Regions from separate parts of the Homo sapiens genome. Here region 2 is linked to region 1. A link is a loop called in an ENCODE intact Hi-C map of the cell type or tissue named here. Cell type or tissue: endothelial cell of umbilical vein. All regions are shown on one strand.

What was found. Hi-C counts contacts between places; a loop is a spot of excess contacts. Peaks named below come from ENCODE experiments on the same cell type or tissue, not always from the same donor. Only the 100,000 strongest peaks of a DNase experiment are listed, where the experiment ranks them.
Region 2: a loop joins it to region 1, with 35 times the contacts of the local background. A loop is called at or near these places in 5 of 110 quality-filtered maps.

Annotation. Positions count from the first base shown.
Region 1 is chr1:185,313,244-185,315,743 of GRCh38, reverse strand. All of the region lies in intron 1 of IVNS1ABP (influenza virus NS1A binding protein), which reads left to right. Among named protein-coding and RNA genes, the nearest start is that of IVNS1ABP, 2.7 kb to the left of the region's middle. In endothelial cell of umbilical vein, no CTCF peak of the experiment used is centred here; no DNase peak of the experiment used is centred here; H3K4me3 peaks cover 966 bases; H3K27ac peaks cover 26 bases.
Region 2 is chr1:184,791,607-184,794,106 of GRCh38, reverse strand. NIBAN1 (niban apoptosis regulator 1) reads left to right here. Exons shown (of 14, transcript NM_052966.4): 14 at 1-2,500. Among named protein-coding and RNA genes, the nearest start is that of EDEM3, 38 kb to the right of the region's middle. In endothelial cell of umbilical vein, no CTCF peak of the experiment used is centred here; a DNase peak (open chromatin) is centred at 1,316; H3K27ac peaks cover 2,023 bases.

The sequences.
Region 1 (2,500 bases):
TAGCACCAGTGATTGATTTAGGAAAAACAAAATACTGATGATTACTTTTAGGCTAAAGCCTGCTGACACTTCTGTCTTAAAGATACTGAAAGAGTAGTTGTATTTGTTAAGTCTGGACGTGAGGTAAACATGGACTTTAGAATTGAATTGAGACTAGTATCATTTAACGCCAGCTGGCAGGCTGCTTATCAAGCTTATAATTTGGTAGCCAGAGGTAAACGGAACTTGAGCCACTGACCAAAGAGAGCCCTGGAATGGTTTTCCTCTGTGTTTTCCTAATAGATGATATCTCTGGTTAACTAATAGATACTAATTTCTATAGCCATTGTCTTAATTTGTAGTTGATTTTCTAACTTTCCCCCCAAGACAAAACATTTCAGGTTTTAGTCTTAGTTTTAAATTAGTGTCTTTTTGGCTACTTGCTTTTGGAAGGTGGGATTTTTTCTTGCTTGAAGGATTTGTTAGATGGTAATTAAATGTAGTTTTGCAAATACGTTTTTAAATATAAATGTTTTCCTGTTAAGGAAGTATCTTAATTGATATTAAGATGAAGTAACACTAAGTAAGTCATTTCATCCACTTTTTAGCAGTGCGATTGTATAGTCAAATCCTGCAAGTAGGAATTATTAAAGGTTGGGGGTCTTCCCACCATGTCATGTGCATGTGCTAGTGTGTGTGTAGATTGAAGTATTGTGAGTAAGAGATTGATTTCTGGGTTTTTGTTAAAACAACAGAAAATACATACTTGTAAACTACAAGTTGTATATCTTGTAAATGTTTCTGAACCTATACTTAACATCATACTATTATATTTTTGTTATTAACATGCAGATACCTCAGCATTAGAACGTCTCAAACCAAATTCTTCCTTTCCTTCCTTCCCTTCTCCATGTAGCAAACTATAAACGACTTTGTGTTATGCTTTTTGGTAATTGATTTTAATAAGGATGCCACATATCTTAATTTTGATAATTGATGTTAATAAGGATGCCACATATCTAAGATAAAATATCTTAAGTCCTCACTGCCTTAAAGGAGCATGGGTGTACAGAATCTTAACTGCCCTGTTTCCATGCTTTACTCATTCCTCTAGACCATCCCCCACACTTCTGCTAGGATGCCCTATGCTTCCTTGTTTAAATCCTTCACCTACTTTCCATGCTTAGCATTGTTTAAACCTTGGAATTAGGCTCTCTTACTTCCTCGCCCACTATTACCATATGCATCCTGCAAATCTACAATCTATTGAAACTGAAATAGCTGCAGTTTCTGGAATATATTTGCTATCATACCTTTTTTCCTTTCTGCTTAAGCTATTTCACAGCTTGTTTTATCTTTCTGACTGGCCTGTGAAGTGTTCCAGGCTAGAGAACTGAGTTAACTTCTATTGTGTTATGATATGAGCATTCCATTTCAGTTTGTGCCTTCCATATGTTTGGTGCTACATATGTTTGTGTTGTAGTGAAAGAATTACAAAACTATGAGCATGGATAGAATGAATGAGTTCAGCGAGTTTTCATATACATGGATGGTGATGGTGGTTTTAGAGGTTACTTTGGAAAGCTGTAACTTCTGGTTTTAAAAAGATGTGTTGATTTACTTTGTATTATAAAGTCTTTCCTTTAAAAATGCAGCTGATGGCTACTTGGTGGGAGCTGACTGCCCTCAAACGATTGTCTTTTGTTTTATCTTGGTCTTACTGAAGGCCAGAGAAAAATTTTAGCAGAGGCCATATTGTGCCTACCTTTTTAACAACTCTTTGATAAGACCTGTTGAATTGTATTTCACTTAAGCTAATCTTTCCGGGCTGTGAACTTCTGGGTGTTATTAAAGCAGTTTAATTACTCATTTATGAGTCTTCGGTATCCCTTGCAGTGGCCATAGAAGTATGCTGAATTTATCTGAATATATTGTATTTGATCCTAGTTTTAATTTTAAATGTGTAAGAAAAGTGACCTAGGTGTAGATTTAGTTGAAAGTGTATTTTAAACACCAAACAATTCTACGTTTCATACTCTTATATGACTCTGGGATGTCTGGACTTTTGGTTTGGATTTTCAAAGAAAACAATTTTCCCCATTTTTTAATTCCACTAGTTATCGTGCTTGAGTTTTATAGACCAAATAAGATCTCCCGTCAATTTGGGGAGTAGTTTAAAACTCTTGATTTGCCCTAGCTCACTTTAATGAAAGTAAATAGGAACTTTCAAAAACATGGTTTTACAGACAGGAATTGATCTGATCCCCTCCAAACTTGAGGTGGGCGGGAAGTAGGTATATAGTGTATGAGGACAATAATTGAATAAAGTAAGTTTGCATTAACTTAAATGTCATCTAGATTTGGGCTGGCTTTTAAAATCAAGTAGCTTTGTACTCTGATCAGTAGATATTAAAGAGATGAGGTTCATATTATGACCTTGATGTACTAAAAATCAGGTACTGTCATGGAATTAGAGTAAAAACTAAATAAAAATCAAGCACTAAATACAGGATTCATTTTA
Region 2 (2,500 bases), 520 kb after region 1:
GAAAAGATAAGTGCTTGTTCTAGCATAAATTAAAAGGTCCAAGGGAATTTAATCTGGAAGAGAACATATGCCAATTTTTAAACTATGACAGCTTTTTTTTTTCTCTTTCCATTCAAATAGTCCTGGTTCATTCCCAGAAGGGCACAAAATGAATGAATAAATAAATAAATGAATAAAGACAAAAGCCAAGGTGTATGCTCTCAAGTTCCAAAGATGTTATCAAAAGCTGAAATCATTTGTTTGGTCATTCAGCAAGCTAATTGAGTCTCTGTTATATACCAAGCACTGGGGATACCATGGCGAAAAACAACTTTGTTCCTTCCTCCTAGAACTTACATTTTAATGGAAATAGACAAAACACATCTTCTTAACGGATGGTGACCTATAACCATTAATGTTGAAAATGGAAGAGACTTGCTTCCAAAAGATTAAAAGGAGTTGTTCTTTTCTCCTTCAGAAAAATACCAGATCATTTCCTAAAATCTCCAGTCCCAAGTATTACATCGTGGTTTCCCTCCCCGACTTTTTATTTTATTTTATTCTATTTTTTTGAGATGGAGTCTCACTCTGTCGCCAAGGCTGGAGTGCAGTGGTGTGATCTCGGCTCACTGCAACCTCCGCCTCCTGGGTTCAGGAGATTCTCCTCTGTCAGCGTCCCAAGTAGCTGGAATTACAGCCATGCGGCACCATTCCCGGCTAATTTTTGTATTTTTGGTAGAGATGGGTTTTCACCATGTTGGCCAGGCTGGTCTCAAACTCCTGATTTCAAGCGATCCACCCACCTCGACTTCCCAAAGTGCTGGGATTACAGCGTGAGCTACCTGGCCCCTCCCCAAATTTTAACATCAGATCTCAACATATTTGTTGAGAACTTGTTTAGATCATCACTATCGAGTAAATTTATGTCAGTTCTTTAGAGCATTTGCTTCACACACAGTTCAACCATTTAACCAGAAATTAAAATATCACCCTTTTCAGCCCTCCCATGAAGAATTTCTAGGTCATAAACATGAATAATACTCAGTATATGTATAATATCATATTTAATTGTTGCAACTTTTCTTGGCGTGTTTAAATCCTCATGTCTTTGAGGGATCCCACCACAGGTGAAGGAAGTAAAGACCACTTCTCCCCCAGTCTCTGCTTTCTGCAGTGCTCACTCATATCCTGGCATTTAGCATGGTGTGTTGAAATTAGGTTTACTTCTTGTCTCTCCAAGTGGCTCCTCTCTTAAAAGACAGAAACTAGGGTTTAGTCATCATTTGTGCTTCCTGCTAGAAACCCACAGCCTTGAATAATGGCTTCCTGCCTCCTTGAGTCACTTTAATATCCCTGGTGCATAGGACCTGGCATGCGTCAGGCTGCTCGGGAAATGTGGGAACTGGACACCCAGAACACTGCTGTGCTGGGGCTATTTGGGGCCTGCTGTCAGGCAGAAAGACGTTTTGAATTGGGCTTTCTGCCCTTGTTGAGTTTTCTCTTAAGTAAAGTCCAAAGTCCAAGGGGCAGATGGCCAGATGCACTGCCCAGTAAGGCAGGAAGCCAAAGAGGCAGTGCCCAGCCCCACAAAGGCTGCCCGACTCCCTGGGACAGTAGTGTGGAGTCCCAGCCCAGGCTGACCTCACACCGGAGCTTCCTAGCTTCCTTTCTTTGCTCAATGCAGGGCTTCTTGCACCCCCTGGAAAGCTAAGAGATTTTTTTCAACCCTAAAAGAGAGTACCTTTCACTGCATTGGATGGATGAACATCAGTGCCCTAACTTTATCCATCATGTAGGTCAGGGAGGACTGGGCACTATTTGGCAGGATGTACTCCAGAATATAATCAAAGAATTTTCTGTACATATTTCACTAAAGACAAGTTTTTGGGCTGGATGTGGTAGCTTACACCTATAATCCCAGCACTTTGGGAGGCTGAGGTGAGAGGGTCACTTGAGCCCAGGAGTTCTAGACAAGCCTGGGAAACATAGCAAGATCTCATCCTTACAAAAAATAATAATGGTGTGTGCCTGCAGTCCTAGCTACTTGGGTGGTTGAGGCAGGAGGATTGTTTGAGCGAGGGAAGTTGAGGCTGCAGTGAACTATGATTTTACCACTGCACTCCAGCTTGGGCAACAAAATGAGACCCTGTCTCAAAAAAAAAAAAAAAGTTTTCTAGAATAAGCAGGATGATTGTTTAATTTGAAGATGGAACAGGAAACTAGAGTGCATTTAAAATACTCTGTCTTCATTTTAACATGTTGAATGGAATAACTGCATATCACCATGAGTTTGTTTTGCTTTTCATACAGACTTGTATGTGTCATTTGAGTGGTTTCCAGATTGGAGCGAGGTTATTCTGATCTAAATGAACAGCATTTTTTTCCTTAGCCTCTGTTTGCCACTCTGGGTATCTCTCCTATGGGCAAAGCCATTAGAAATGCATAAAACCTCGAGACATGGTTTTTGGCAAAAACTCCATGACTTTAAACTAGCTCTTTTACTACTGACCTTTCACAGAGA